2 separate regions of the Homo sapiens genome follow, and region 2 is linked to region 1. A link is an interaction called in ENCODE POLR2A ChIA-PET data of the cell type or tissue named here. Cell type or tissue: OCI-LY7. All regions are shown on one strand.

Region 1 (8,000 bases):
AGGCACGGTGGCTCACACCTGTAATCCCGGTACTTTGGGAGGCCAAGGCAGGCGGATCACTTGAGGTCAGGAGTTCCAGACTAGCCTGGCCAATGTGGTGAAACCCCATCTCTACTAAAAATACAAAAATTAGCCGAGTGTGGTGGTGGGCGCCTGTAATCCCAGCTACTTGGGGGGCTAAGGCAGGAGAATCACTTGAACCTGGGAGGCGGAGGTTGCAGTGAGCCGAGATTGCGCCACTGCACTCCAGCCTGGGCGACAGAGGTGGACTCCGTCTCTAAATAAATAAATAAAAATAACATAAAAGAAAAGAAGTAGCTACAGCTGGGTGCAGTGGCTCACACCTATAATCCTACCATTTTGGGAGGCCAAGGCAGGCAGATCACCTGAGGTAGGGAGTTCGAGACCAGACTGACCAACATGGAGAAACCCCATCTCTACTAAAAATACAAAATTAGCCAGGTGTGGTGGCGCATGCCTGTAATCCCAGCTACTCGGGAGGCTGAGGCAGGAGAATCGCTTGAACCAGGGAGGCGGTGAGCCAAGATCGTGCCATTGCACTCCAGCCTGGGCAACAAGAGCAAAACTCCATCTCAAAAGTAAAAAAAAAAAAAAAAAAGAAATATCTACAGACAGAGGGAATGAGAGGGGAGAAAGGGATAGCAAGGGGGAGGGAGGAGACAGGGATGAGATGAGGTTTCTGGTGTGGGCAAGCAGGTGGATGGTGGTGCTCTTCACTGAGAAACGGACTAGGTGAGGCAAAGGAGCACGCCTGGGAGGAAGATGTCGAGGTCAAGTTCAGACAGGATTAGTTTGCTGTGGGACATCCAGGGCGAGAAGCCAAGCAGGGCTCTGACAAGCAGTCTGGCTGGGGCTCTGGGCAGCCCTGGCATACGGATGGACATGAGATCACACAGGGCCATGTGTAAAGCGGAACAAAGGCAGCCTGGCCAGCACCCTGAGGGACACCCCGGGGCCAGAGCTCCTCGCGGCTCGGCGGTGCCCTCCTCCATGTGTTCCCAGGCCTGGCTTTCCCGTTGCTGTGGGGGAAACTGATGAATGTGTGCTTTCTTCTAAGTGGGGAGCCAATTAAAAGTTAATGCACATTCCAGTGCCAAGTGAGTGGGCGGTGCTGAGTACTGAGGGCCTGGCAGGACTGTCCAGGTTAGCGTGGGTAAGAGCCTGCAACCAGCCCCCTGAGGATCAGGACTCGGGGCTACTGGCAGAGGCTCCTGGTTGCCTTCCCAGTATACTATTCCCCTCCTCTGTTAACAGAGGTCTCAATCTCCCGCAGGCAGCAACTGCCGGGACTAAAGTATTATTAATACATTTCTCAGTCTCCCCTGCAGCTAGGAGTGGCCCAGGAAATGTATGCAGATGTCACTAGGTGGGACTACCCAGAAAGCTCTATAAAGGTGGGGGTGTGGGATAGCTGGGATGTGCCATGTCTGGCCTTCCGCCTTCCCTCTACTTCCTGCCTGGAAGACCCCCTGGATCTAGCTGTGCCCCAAAACAGGACCCTCTGGATGTATGGTCATTGGAGTCAATAACTTCCCTCTTTGTTGACACTGGCTTGACTGGATCCTTGTCCCTGATACTAGGATTTATCAGGGGATCACAGCCCATTTCACATGGGCCTAGGGCGGTCCCCTGGAGCACTCCAGGAAGCACTGGGGACCCACCCTGTTTCTCAGGACTGTGCATTTCCAAGAGGAAGGGCTGTCAGGCCTTCTCCCTGCCCTCTCCCCACACAGGCGAGCCCCCAGCCAGGCACACAGTAGGTGTTTTTTAGTGATCAGGTCCATCCTTCTGCCCTAAGGCAGGACTGCTCTCACACTTCTCCTCCAGAGTCCCAAGAGAACCCTCAGAACTCTATGGAACCCCCCCAAAAAAGAATCTGTCCTCCTTGGGAGCCATTCCTTTGGCCCAAACACAGGTAGGGGACCTCAGGTAATTCCAGCCCCCCGCCCCTAGTCCTGTCCCCACGCACCTGCCGCTGAGACTCATAGAGGATGCGGTCCATGGTGTTAAGCAGTGTCATGCTCTTGTAGAGCTTCAGCACCTTCTCCTTCGGCAGCTGCGGGTGGAGGCACAGATAGACGTGGGGCAGTTGGGACCAGAGAGGAGACAGGCAAGGGGCCTGGGCGTGGGGGGCACGGGAAGTGGGGGAGGCCGCCTCTCACGTGGGGGTCCTCGCTGGGGTTGATGATCTGGCCTTGCCGGTCCATGACGCGGTAGATGGGGATTCCAGAGATGACGTTGGGCTGGATGAATTCCAACTTATCTATAAACTCCGCCGAGGCCCCTGGGAACTGGGGCTTGTCATCCAGAGATGAAAACTGCTGCTGCTGCCTGGGGGGGTGCTGGGGAAGAGAGCAGAGGAGACCACCTGCATCAGAAGCAGCACCCAGGTTTCCGCTGGCTCAGCCCCGGCGGCAGGCAGGCGGCATGGTGGTTGAGCATGTGGCCCCAGTGAACTCTGGGGCCTGACTCACAGGGTCTGAGCCCCAACTCCAGCACTTTCTCACTGCGACACTTTGGATAACTGACTACAACTTCTGTGTCTCAGTTTCCCCATCTGAAAAACTGGGATGAAAACAGTTAACACCTATCCCATAGGACTGTTGTGAGGTTAAATGACTCAATCAAGTGGCTGGCAAGTCAATAACTGGTAGCTATTACTATTCTCATTACCATAGGCCCAAACTCTTCATCCTGGCATTCGAGGCCTCCCCATTCTGGCCACAGATGCCCCCTCCTCTCTCTCTCCCACTGTGACCACAGACACACATGCCCACTGCAGGATGCCCTCTAGGCATACAGACCAGCTCTCTTCTGATCCCTATACCATACACCAGCGAAGCTACTCAGGACAGAGCTTAAGTCTTTGAGCTCTTAAGAGTCAGACTGCCTAGGTTCAATTCCCTTACTGCCTTTAGGAGGCAGAGGCAGGCGAATCTCACTTGAGGTCAGGAGTTCGAGATCAATGTGGCCAACATGGCGAAACCCTGTACCCACTAAAAATAGAAAAATTAGCCGGATGTGGTGGCACATGCCTGTAGTCCCAGCTACTCAGGAGGCTGAGGCAAGAGAATCACTTGAACCCGGGAGGTGGGGGTTGCAGTGAGCCGAGATTGCGCCATAGCACTCTAGCCTGGTGACAGTGAGACTCCATCTCAAAAAAAAAAAAAAAAAAAAAAATCCCTTAGAGGGTGATATGGCAAAGTAACTTCCCCTCTCCACGTGTCCCCTTCCTTGTCTATAAAAATGGAGAACCCCTCATGGAAATGAGAGGCTTAAACAAGATCACATGAATAAAATGTTCAGCAAAGCATCTGTAAGCCACCTAACAAATGCTCAAAACAATCTTAGCAATTCTCATTTCTCCCTCTCATCTCTGCTTGCTTTACAAGAAGGTCTCTTTCCCTATCGCCTGGCAAACTGCTACATACGCTTCAGTGTCCACTCTACTCTGGTCCCAGCTCCCTCTGCGAGCCCAGACTGACTCATTCAACAAATATTTGAGCACCTGACATGTTCCAAGCCCTGTGCTGGGTTCTGGGGACCTAAGACAGGCAAGATATCTGTCCTTGCTGCCTAGCAGGGAGGGCAGACACTAAACAAGTAACAATGATGGTGGTTCATATTATCCTATAGCAGAAGAAAGCGAGGGTAAGGCTTCCCTGGGGAAGTGATGTTAGAGCTGAAACCTGAGGGATAACCAGGAGGCAGGGAAAGCACATTCTCGGCAAGGTGTATAGAACATGCAAAAGACAAAAAGTGGCCAGGCACAGTGGCTTATGCCTGTAATCCCAACACTTCGGGAGGCTGAGACCAGCCTGGCCAACATGGTGAAACCCCATGTCTACCAAAAATACAAAAATTAGCTGGGCGTGGTTGCGCACACCTGTAATCCCAGCTACTCAAGAGGCTGAGGCAGGAGAATCACTTGAATCCGGGAAGCGGAGGTTGCAATAAGCCCAGATTGCACCAACACATCCCAGCCTGGGCAACAGAGACCCTGCCACACACACAAAAAAAGACAAAAGGCAAGGAATAGTGTGTCCTTCATGGAAGACAGAAGGAGCTCAGGGCCTGGCAAGGTGGCTCATATCTGTAATCCCAACACTTTGGGCTCAAGGATTACTTGAGCCCAGGTGAGCCCAGGAGTTCAAGACCAGCCTGAGATCACATCTCTACAAAAAATTTTAAAAATTACTCAAGCATGGTAACATACACCTATAGTCCCAGCTACTTGGAAGGCTGAGGTGGGAGAATCGCTTGACCCCAGGAGGTGGAGGCTGCAGTAAGCCATGATCACACCACTGCACTCCAGCCTGGGCAACAGAGCAACATGCTGTCTCAAACAAAAAAAAAAGCTCAGAGGGGCTGGAGGAGTCCTGCAAGGACATCACACCTCCTCAGGTCAGATGAGGAATGGCTGAGAAAGCCCAGGAGACCTGTGAGAAGCCTATAAATGCTCAAAGGGATATGAACCCACTGGGACTCTTAGCTCTGGAGCTAGGCAGCCTAGAACCAGCCGAGGCGTTGCAATAGCTCCCCCTTATGAAGCACCTGCTGTAAGCCAGCTGAGCCTGGCAGGCACAAGCCTACTAACTCCTCGGGGAATTTGTGAGGTTGATTATCTGCCATTGCCCTTGAGTAGATGAGGAAACCGAGGCCTGGGGAGGTAAAATAACCTGCACCAAACCACAAATTTAAAAAAAAAAAAAAAAAGGTGGGGATGCTGGGCAGTGGCTTACGCCTGTAATCCTAGCACTTTGGAAGGCCAAGGCAGGAGGATCACATGAGCTCAGGAGTTTGAGACCAGCCTGGGCAACAGTGAGAAACCCTGTCTCCACAAAAAAATACAAACATTAGAAAGGCATGGTGACACATGCCTGTGGTCCCAGCTACTTGGGAGGCTGAGGCAGGAGGACTGCTTGAACCTGGAAGGATGAGGCTGTAGTGAGCTGAGACTGTGCCACTGCACTCCAGCCTGGGGGACAAAGTGAGACCCTGTCTCAAAAAAAAAAAAAAAAAAAAAAATTACATCAGAACTGGGCTTCCAACGCTGAGATTCAGGCTCCTAGACATCCATGCTCCTCACCCCAACTGCCCCTGCAGCCTGATTTTCAAACATCTGCAACTTTTCTTCCCACTACTCCCGGGATTCCTCCGAGGTCAGTAATGGTGGCTTCACTTCCCACAGATGTTAAAGAATGGCAGGGTTTGCCACAAGCTGGATCTCACACATGCGTGCTCAAATGTGTCCCTCCGTCTTCCTTTAACTGCAGTGAACAAGCTGTCCACAGTTCTAGCGGGGTAGCATGTTCAGTGTGTGTATTTATTTGCATTTGTAGTCGTGAGGAAATTACACTCCCAATGGCAGGGCAGATTCAGGCCTGGCAATGTCACTGCAGGCCTCCCCTTGTGAGGAGGAAACAGCCGGCCTCTTGCAGCACAGTGCTTCCCCCTTCTGAGTACCCAGCATAGCCAGACACTGACCTAGAAGATTGCTTTGTTTCGTGTCTGTCTCCCACACACACCACAATCCCAGGAAGGCAGAGACAGCGTCCAGGTTGCCTTCACAGCAGGCACTCAAGAGGGAATTCCTGAGTGAATGCATGAATGGGCTGTTAAGTTCCCTGGCTCTGGAGTTCAACTGCCCTGGGTTCTAATTTCTTAGCTCATTGTGTGGCTCTCTGCAAAAACACTTCACCTCTCTGAATTTCCTTATCTGTAAGAAGGCTGCAGAACACCACGTGAAAAGTTGCTAAGTTAACTCACACCAGGGGTTCAGCACCGATCTGGGACGTATTACATACTCAAAACTTGGTAAGAGAGAGAAAAACAAAATCTAGGAAGGTGAGAAGTGGGAGAAAGGGAAGTGACTACACTGTATGAGATAGGGAAAAGAGGAGCTGGGAAGAACTAACTGCACCTTAAAGTGGATACTAAAATCAAACTGTGGCGATGTGCAGCGGCTCATGCCTGTAATCCCAGTACTTTGGGAGGCTGAGGTGGGAGGATCACTTAAGGCCAGTGGTTCGAGATCAGCCTAGGCAACATAGTGAGTCCAGCCTAGGCAAAACCCTCGTCTCTGAAAAATTTTTAAATTAGCCAGGAAGGCTGGGCGTGGTGGCTCACGCCTGTAATCCCAGCACTTTGGGAGTCCGAGGCAGGCAGATCACCTGAGGTCAGGAGTTCAAGACCAGCCTGGCCAACATAGTGAAACCCTGTCTCTACTAAAAATACAAAAAACAGCCGTGCATGATGGTAGGTGCCTGTAATCCCAGCTACTTGGGAGGCTGAGGCAGGAGAATGGCTTGAACCTGGGAGGCGGATGTTGCAGTGAGCCAAGATGGCACCATTGCACTCCAGCCTGGGTGACAAGAGTGAGACTCTATCTAAAAAAAAAAAAAAAAATTAGCTGGGAATGGTGGCATTTACATGTAGTCCAGATACTGGAGTTGCGGGAGGCTGAGGTGAGAGGATGGCTTGAGCCCAGGAGGTCAAGGCTGCAGTGAGCCATGACTGCACCATTGCACTCCAGCCTGGGCAACAAAGTGATACCCTGTCTCAAAGAACAATAAAACCAAACTGTGGCCCCAGCAGATACTCCAGAGAGGGAGACTGAGGCACAGGGGAGACGGCATGCTGATGGAAGAGGACCGAAGGCTGAAGTCTTCAGACGGGCACTAAGAGGGGAGGCCAGAGTCTGAGAACAAACCACTGTGTCAGGGCAGGACTGTCAGCCTCTAGAGGCTGGACAGCTATCTTCACGGCACCCCAGTGTGCTCCACATACTGCAGCTGGGTCTCGGCTGTACCCTCCTCCCCTCTTTGCTGGGCTGGTGGAGATAATGGTAGTCCCCAGCCCCAGGGTTGCTGCCCCAATTCAGTGAGCTATGCAAAGGGCTCCACGCTGTGCCTGGTCCTGAGGAAATGCTCCATAATGGGAGTGGGTGGCCAAATGCCTGCAGAGGAAGGATGCGACTCCACCCATCTGTTCCTCTAGTTTTTGGAAGGGGGTGGGGGAGTCTGTCCCGGTGGCCAGTGATTTACAATGGCAGAGGCTGCACAGATTTACACAAAGCTTCATGCCACGTCCTCTCCCACCATGCAGGAAAGCACAACCTGCCCGCTCTGGATGGTCTGGTCTGCCCAGGAAGTACTGGGGTGACCCTGGTGGAGTCACTTGAAGGCACCATGGCTAAGCGCATGGACTCTAACTGAGCAGACCGCTGCCTGATTATGTGACTTAAACTCCCTGAGCCAAGTGCAGTGGCAGACGCCTGTAATTCTAGCTACTCTGGAGGCTGAGGCAAGAGGATCACTTGAGTCCAGGAGTTCGAGGCCAGCCTGGGAAACATAGTGAGACCTCGTCTCTACAAAAATAAATATATAAATAAAATTTAAGGCCAGGTGTGGTGGTTCACACTTGTAATACCAGCACTTTGGGAGGCCAAGGAGGGAGGATCGCTTGAGCCCAGGAGTTCAAGACCAGCCTGGATAACATGGCAAGACCCCATCCCTACAAAAAATTAGCTGGGCATGGTGGTGCACACCTGTACTCCCCAACTACTTGAGGGGCTGAGGTGGGAGGATCGCTGGAGCCCAAGAGGCTGCAGTGAGCCAAGATCACACCACTGCACTCCAGCCTGGGTGACAAAGTAAGACCTGTCTCAAGGAAAAAAAAAAGAAAAAATTTTTAAAGAAAAACTCCCTGAGCCTCAGTTTCCTCCTGTGTACACCGAGGGTGGTATAAGTACTTATCTCAGGGGTTGTCATGAGGATTAACCGAGTTGACCTGTGTGGATTGCTCAGCCCAGTGCCTGGCACATAATGTTTCATAAACACAAGTAGTGAGTAAGTATTTCTCATGATTGTTCTTGTTAAACAGATACTGAACATTTGCTCCAAATCATGCCCTGAACTGAAGGCTAGAGACAGGGAGGGATGAATGACAAACACTGAACACACAAGTTATAATCAAGA
Region 2 (8,000 bases), 110 kb after region 1:
CTCACGCCTGTAATCCCAGCACTTTGGGAGGCCGAGGCGGGTGGATCACCTGAGGTCAGGAGTTCAAGACCAGCCTGGCCAACATGGCAAAACCCCATCTCTACTAAAAATACAAAAATTAGCCAGGCATGGTGGTGGACACCTGTAGTCCCAGCTACTCGGGAGGCTGAGGCAGGAGAACTGGGTGAACTCAGGAGGCGGAGGTTGCGGTGAGCCAAGATCGCACCACTATACTCCAGCCTGGGTGACAGGGCAAGACTCCCTCTCCAAAAAAAAAAAAAAAAAAAAACAGAGAGAGAGAGAAAGAGGTAGACAAAGCCCCAACCCCTCAGCCTGCTAAGTGTCAGGGGCTAACAAAGACTCCTCCGTTTTCTGAAGAGGTGGCTAAGACCCACCTAGACACAGTGCACAGCTCCCTCAGGCCTCACCCCAGGGAATGGGTCAGACAGATGGCATCACCATCCCTATATTTACAGAGAAACAAACTGAGGCCTGCCCACAGTCAGCCCATCTGGGACCAGAGGCAGGGTGAGCACACAGGACTTTCAGCTTTAGCTCCCATACATCCTTTCCCTTGTGCTGCCCCAGCCCCATCCAGCCTGAAAACCCCAACATAAGACAGATGGGTAGCTTTTCCATTCACAGCTGTGGTAGACAAGGAAGGGACAAAGCAGAAGCAAAGAAAGAGTAAGATCAAAAAAGAAATCACTGGGGAGCCAGGGAAGGACAAACTGAGTAAAGAGCTTCTTCTCTCCAGGACCCTGCATTGACGTTCCTCTGGGAAGCACTCATTTCCTACCTTTCATTTCTAAGACCGCATGATCTGGGACATCCTTCCCTTCCTCGTCGGTTCGCTTTATTGTTCGGTCTTTTAGGTCCTCGTCAGTGGGACAAATTACAATAGCTTTGCGCTGGAAGCCTTCAAATGGTCTCATTTTTCGTCTCTGGGCTGACCCATAAACATTTGTCTAAGGGTAAGGTAACAGAAGAGGCAAGAGATGGTACATTAAGAGTTGGTTTTTTCCTCTGAGGGGTATTATGTAGGCCAGGGACTGAGAAAAGGATATCAGTGCTCCTTGTAAGCAGAGAAACTCAGGAAACAGCTCTTCTTTACTTAGAAGATTCTTGAGTCACCCTCAGCAAATGAATTGACTTAGGTAAGTGGCTGCAGACAGGCACAGGGCAAAGGATTCCTAATGGTTGGGACTTTGCTTTTTAATCCTATTTGTTCTTGGTACTGGACCTTACAATTTCTTTTCCCTATTCTAAAAGCTAATACATACTCTTGGTAAAAAAATTCACAGTATAAGGCATAAAGTTTAGAGGAAAAACCCCTGTGTTCCCTTAGTGCCAGCCCTACTTCCCAGAGAGAATGAAGAATGAATTTCTTCCGTGCACTTTTAGAAATATCTATGTGATTTTTTTACACAAAAAGAATTGTATTATGCACATCCTCCTGAGGCTTTTTCATGTAACGTGAAACTTTCTCTGAAGTTTTTCTGTGCAGTATTCTTTTTTAATGGCTGTGTAATACCTATAGATTAGCTATGCTACTAATTAACCAGCTCCTTTGGACAGTTTTGTAGTTTGTTCTTATTAACATTGGTTCTTTTATTCCCTCAGTCCTTCTCTGAAACATCAGCCTCACCCACAAGCTTCTAACCAGCAAGCTCTACACATCAGGAGACTCTGCTTTTCGCAAGTGCAGTTTTGCTCCTAATGTTTCCTTCCCTTCCTCTAAGTGATGGCAGGTGTGTCCTGGGCTGGTGCTGGCAGAGCGGTGCTCTAGCACATATGTGGTTGAGAGCAGTAACAACATCGGCTTCCATTTACCGAACACCTCCTTCATGTCGGGCCCTTTGGGAATGGGGCCTACCTCTGTTGGATTCAGGGTTCCATAGACTCAGCCTGTATACTTGAATCACGAGGACACTACTTAAAAAGTGAGCAGCTCAAACTTCATTTGAGACTTCCTGAGCCTGAACCTCTAGAAGTAAGACCCAGGCACCTATACAGGTACCCTCCCTATGGAAACTCAGGAACTCAGCAGAAACGGAGTAAGGAGTTTTTAACTGCATTTAAACAATTTTTTAGTGGCTCTAATAGGGACCCAAGAAAGAAGCCACAGATGGGGAAAACAGTCTGTAAAGGGGTATATACAAATGGACCAAAAAAAAAAAAATGTATTCTGAAGATGTGGCCTGCTTGGGTGCAAAGAGTCTAGGGTCAAGTCCTGGTGTGGCTACTAACATACCTTGGCCAGTCCTTATAGTTGCCTCATCTGTAATACGGGGTTGAAAAGCCTCCCTCCCTGGGCTGGCAAGGACTGAGTAAGAGAATGTCCATAAAGCAATTGACAAAGTGCAAGAAACTACTCAAGTAGGGGGACACAGGTGGCCTCCAGGGCAGAAGACACCTTGACAGGAAGCGGGCAGTGCACTGGGATGGCCCAGCCTCAGCCTGCTCCTCTGTAAAATCAAGCCCTGAAAAGGGAAAACGGCATGGATGTCTTAGGGTTGCTGTGAGGACTGAATGAGTCCACGTGAGTAAAAGCCCTCGTCTAAGCCCAGGCCCTGGCTCATAGCCAACACTCAACAACTGTGAGCTGCCATTGATGTGGTCATCACTGGGTAGATATTTATACTGTCATGTTGACTTGAAGCAACTCAGACCAAAGAAAAGGTTAAGCTTATAGTGACCTCCCAAGCAGAAAAGCAGGAACAGTGAGACAGGGTGGAATGAACACAGGCTTTGGGGAAGAAACTTGGGCTTGAAATCCCCGCTGTGCCCTTTACTATTTGTGAGACTCAGACAAGTCCCCAAGTAGCCTGAGTCTCAAATTTCCTCGTCTGAAAGACAAGGATCATCACCCTCGTCCTGGCTCTGGAGAGCATTTGCAGATGTAAAAATCTCTGGCTAGTGCCAAAGGAGTGGGCAGTGAAAAGTCAACACCCAGAGTGGATCTGAAAATAAGACCTACAGGACTGACTATCCAGGAGAGGCTTCCCAATGGAAAATACCAAGGAAAATTGAAGCTTGAGGAAAAAACAAGGTTTCAAGAGATCGTCTTCTAAGACATAGGAACAGGGTGCTGGATGTGGATTAGCCAGGGGCCAAGGACTCCAGCACAAATCTGCTGGAAGTTCTGGGGCCGTGGGTGCAGTTGCTTAAACTAACCAGATCCTCTGGCCCTGAAACACGCGCCAGGAAAAAATGTTCTTCCCTGTCCCCCAGGGAAAGTGTCCCTACCCTCACGAAGGAGGATGTGGGCAGTCATGTGGGTGACAGGCACACACATACTGTTCTTGGGGTCTTGGACACCGGCCCACAAAGAGCACTTGGGCCACAAATGGTTTGAAAAGGAACATCATGTTACAGAGGAAAAGTTAAGTCCCCTCTCCCCACTACTCTTCTTTGACTCCATTCCTAAAACCAAAGCAGAACGTGGCATCTGGTCATAGGAAGAAAGAGTTTGGCTTCCTCAGCTAAATATAATTTTCTTCTGACACAAAAGCTCAGAGTAGGTAGGTGCCAGGGTGAATATGGCCCCAGACCATTCTGCATTTTTTTTTTTTTGCCCCTAAGTGATCCTACTTTGATTCCTCTGAACTGCGAGGGCATGGAGTGACAGTCCTGGAGGTCTTCCATGTGGTACAACTGCCCTGTCAATGTCCTGATGAGGGGACAGAGAAGAGAAGCAATGCTGCCAAGACGGCTAGCCCCTGCAGCTTCATGGGATGAGAGGAATGGAGGTGGAGCAGATTGGACTTATAAATAGCTGGCCTTTGTCCTTGGAAGTGGGTAGACTCAGAGATGGCTTCTCAGGCACTTTGGAATTGAGGTGCTGAGAATCAACTCAGCAGTGGTTTTTAAGACTGCACCTCCCTCCACTTACTCCTTCGTTTGGGGAAGGGAAGAAGAGTATCTAAACCACACCAGCAGAAATGCAAATACTTGGCTTTCCTGGAGGAAAGGGAATTAGCTGCTGGTGGCTGTTGCCACAGCAAACACAGTGAGGTCACAGCCCCTGGGCCAGCCCAGCACTTCTGTGGTCGCTGGGGGCTGCTGGCAGCTGTTGCTATGAGACCAGCACAACAGCTAGGTCAGCTTTTCCAGCTGCTTTGGTTCCCTCTGCCTAGCTTCTGCTTCTCCCAGTCCCACCCTGCTTGAAGATGTTGATTCCAAGAGAAAATGTGGCTGTCTGTGTTCCCTGAACCCTGTGACATGGACTAAGGGACAAGAGTTGGGTTTCTCAGAGAAGCTATATGGGGAGTTTTGGTGTATAACAGTCTGAGGGAGGGAGGAGGGAACACAGCAGGTACGAATGATGATGTGACAGCCCAGGATCTCTCAAGCCCCACTGTCCCTGTCTACTCTCACTTGTCACAGCTCACCAGGGTCATACTGGCAGCAGGAGAAACCTAGCTAGATCTGAGGAGCAAAGTGAAGGCTGATGAGGAAAGATTTACTTTGGGCTCAGAGTGAGGTGAATTCCAGTCAAAAGAACCACATTTATAGGAAGAGAACTGGCTGGTGTGTCAAGAATGGAATGGGCTTCAGGCTCTAGGGATGGCTGGCTGGGGATGAAGGAAAGAAACATCCTTCCTCCAAGGCCTGCAAATAAGACACAGGTTACGGTGGGAGACTATTCTAGCCCTGGGTTTCTGTTTCAGGCGAAAGTGTGGCACCTGCTGACCAGGATGCAAATGAGGACTAGAACGACATGTTCTGACTGTGACGTCAACCCATCCAGCCCTGATTCTAACTGATGCCTGGCCTGGCTCTAGCTGTTAGAGCCCTCTAACGGAACTCCCAGGCAACAGTGCCCTACTCTGGGGTGGGCTTGGGCAACATGGCCCTGCGGAGGCTCCCCAGAAGCCTCCAGAAAGGCAACTTGTTTGCCTCACAGCAGGCCAGTCAGTTCCTGTTCTGTACTCCATTTTGAGGCCCTCTGGGACAAGGCCAGAAAGCATCTCATTCCAGAGGCTTCCCACCTCCAACAGAGGACCCCAAAGAGACACCTGAAGCAATGTGGCCTTCTACTCCACCTTTCTCTCTCCTCTGCAGCCTTTTACTAGCCAGGCAAATTTATCCACATTCCTCCGGATGAAAACCTAACCATGACTCCCCACTCTCCTCAGGACAAAGCCCCAACTCTTTTAATCATCCTCTGTGCCCCGACTCAGACATTCCACCTCCAGAAAGCTTCCCCAAATTCCCACCATGGCCCCAACCATTCTAGACTATGGCTGTTTGGGAAGTCAGCAGAGCTGTGATCTATCAGTACACTGAGTGCGTGACTTAGCAGTCCTATAGTCCTCTGCAGAGGCTTCAGCTTCCTCTCTGGTCTACCTCTTTTTCCTCTTCTGATGTTCCACAGCTGTGATGCCCACATCATCTCAAAAGGCTACTCAGGTTATCACAGAATGTAGGTCAAAGCCCCGATATACCTGAGAGTTTGTGCCCAATCACATACATCCCAGGGTAGGAGTTAGAGTCCTGGCCAGACAAACACAGAATCCTGGCTTACAAAGGCCCACCTGGCTTCTGCAGACAACCTCTCCTTCCCTCTCAAGGATGAGCATTTCTAAGGCCAACCTACATAACAGGAGGCTGGAAGAGCCAAATCTGGGGAGATCTGACCACTCAGGAAAAACCAGTAAAGGCAAAAGATGGTTCTGGGCTGAGATCCAGGAACTGCAGGGATTTTGCCTGTAGTATGGGTTTCCCCTTTGGAAATTCCACCTAGCCCAGGAGACAGCTATGCATCATCAACTTACCTGTCACCGCCAAAGCTGGTGGAATGGAAGTGCCAGGATTGGCCAGGGGCCTGCTCTGAACCCTCTATACACAAACACACAACTTCCCCCTCCCTCTTTCTCATACCCAGAGTTTTCTGGAACCCACTTTTGGGGTTTAGGCCAAAACAGGTGAAACCACTGGCTTTACAATCCCTCCCTCAGCCTGAGTAGCCTATGGCTTCAGGCCCCGAGGCAATCCTCCAATCTGTGGTTAACCAGAGAACCCTCCTCCCCAGCCTTCAGAGTTTAGGTTCTCTGTCTCATTGTTGGCCAAGATCTCTTGGCCTGACCCACATGTCCCTTAAGCAGGAGGCTGGTAGCCCTGAAGACCACAGGCATACCTGGTACAGCCCTAGACCCTGTCCCTGAACAAGCCAGCAGCAGCCAAGAAGGCTGACAGTAGGTCTTCAGAGTGCAAAGCTGTCATGGGCCTGGCTTCCAGAGAAAACCCACTTCAGCATCCTGGACAGAGATGTTAGACGATCCACTCTAGACTATAATCATTCTCCCCTAGGCCACATATTTGAAATGAGTTTCACAGCTGATTTAACCAGCAAACCAAGAAAAAGACAGGGAGGAATACTGGCTAGGGTATCCAAAAGAGGTATGTATCCTCAGAGTGTTAAAATGGTATTACTGCTCTCCCTTTCACGACAATGAGTCCAACTGGGGTCAATACAGACTAAAAAAATTCTTGAATGCCCCGACAAGGAGGATCAGGTAAAGTGAGGCCAAGGGTTTAAAAGACAAATCTTCAAAGCGGAGAGAACACTGATTGTACACAATATGAGCTGGGGGGATAACCACGGATGGCTTTTAGACTATCCTGTGCTCAACTGTTTTGTGTAGGATCCTCATTCCTATGTGAAGGCAACTCGGTCTCTGGCGATTCCTTTCTAACAAGCAAACTACCATTCTGACAAAGCCAAACGCTGTCCCCACCTCCACTCTTATCAGGAGCCCTTTGAACTCATGGTCACCAAGTATCCAGGCCTACACGTATGGAAGGCACTTCAGGAAGGCTACAAGGGCAGGGTGTTACTTAGTTTACATATTTGCTCACTCACAGGTTCTTAAGAAAGCACAAATGCAAGGCTGAAGGGAACAGAGGCTCATTCACAGATCCCCAAACATAGAAAATAAGGAGACACCCTTTGTTACTTGTGAAAGCCTTCAGGACAAATGTCAATAGGCAATGACGTTGCATAGGCAATAACCATGTGGAACTCATTACTCTGAGACAGGAATCTGTAATGATTTTTGGGTCACTCATCCTTTTGAGAATGCTGAAAGATAGGGACAAAAAACTGTTTTTTTTTCCCTTCTTTTTCATAAAAAGGATACACCTGCAGCTGCATACAATATTTATGTTCAAATACAAAGGTTCCAAGGTCCCTGATGTTAAGAACTCCACCATTAACTGAAGTGTAGGTAGAAAATATGACTTAGGTATGTACCTGCCAGTCATACGTATTTGTGAAGAGAAAATGACGGAAGCAATAATAGCATTTACCTTACAGCACTGCTGTTGGCATGAAAGCTACTCTACCTATTCTGTAGAGTATTTAACAATAATCACCAGCTACTAAGTGCCAGGTCCTGCGTTAGGGGTGCAGATGGTATTGAGATCCCTGTTTTACAAACCAAGAGATGGAGATTCAGAGAATAAAGTCAGCTGCCCAAAGGCACAGAGCTAGGGAGTAGCCGAGCTGGCATTCAAGCTCCAGTCTCTCAGGCTTGGAAATCCATACTCCTTCCATTTTGCTAAACAGTTCTTACCTGATGTTCTTTGGGGCTGCTGATGAGTCTGAGTAAGTAGGCCTAGATCATGATCCCAGTCCAGGCTCAGCTGTGTGTAGTACCATGTCATCATGTATGACAAGGTCTGACCCCCCCGACTAGCACAGCAGTCCATCATCATTACGGGGGAAAAAAGAAAGGGACCAGAGGGAGATTCTCAGGCATGCAAGGGGTCCCCTCCCTTCTCCTGAGGACACAATGGTCATCATTAAGTACCTGATCTAGGATATAGTTGCGTTTCTTGCGGGCAGCAATCTGGATGAGGCGGTTGAGGCACTGGGTGGCCTGCTGGATCAGGACATCCCAGCGGCCAGCATAGTTCCGCTGCCGGCGTAGGCCCATCACCTGCGGGCAGGAATTGGTGAGGGGTGAGTGATTTTAGTTGCAGGGCAGCACTCA

Evidence for each region. Peaks named below come from ENCODE experiments on the same cell type or tissue, not always from the same donor. Only the 100,000 strongest peaks of a DNase experiment are listed, where the experiment ranks them.
Region 2: POLR2A ChIA-PET joins it to region 1 with 12 read pairs; 3 of 35 experiments call an interaction of 5 or more read pairs at or near these places.

What each region holds. Positions count from the first base shown.
Region 1 is chr19:41,405,000-41,412,999 of GRCh38, reverse strand. BCKDHA (branched chain keto acid dehydrogenase E1 subunit alpha) reads right to left here. Exons shown (of 9, transcript NM_000709.4): 2 at 2,184-2,363; 3 at 1,991-2,077. Among named protein-coding and RNA genes, the nearest start is that of BCKDHA, 11 kb to the right of the region's middle. RefSeq lists enhancers at 3,160-3,209, 4,519-5,474, 5,475-6,429. In OCI-LY7, a CTCF peak has its summit at 4,571; a DNase peak (open chromatin) is centred at 4,569.
Region 2 is chr19:41,294,504-41,302,503 of GRCh38, reverse strand. It overlaps HNRNPUL1 (heterogeneous nuclear ribonucleoprotein U like 1), which reads right to left. Exons shown (of 15, transcript NM_007040.6): 10 at 7,818-7,946; 11 at 800-968. Among named protein-coding and RNA genes, the nearest start is that of CCDC97, 12 kb to the left of the region's middle. RefSeq lists an enhancer at 817-2,016 and a silencer at 3,966-4,260. In OCI-LY7, no CTCF peak of the experiment used is centred here; a DNase peak (open chromatin) is centred at 4,723; H3K27ac peaks cover 1,518 bases.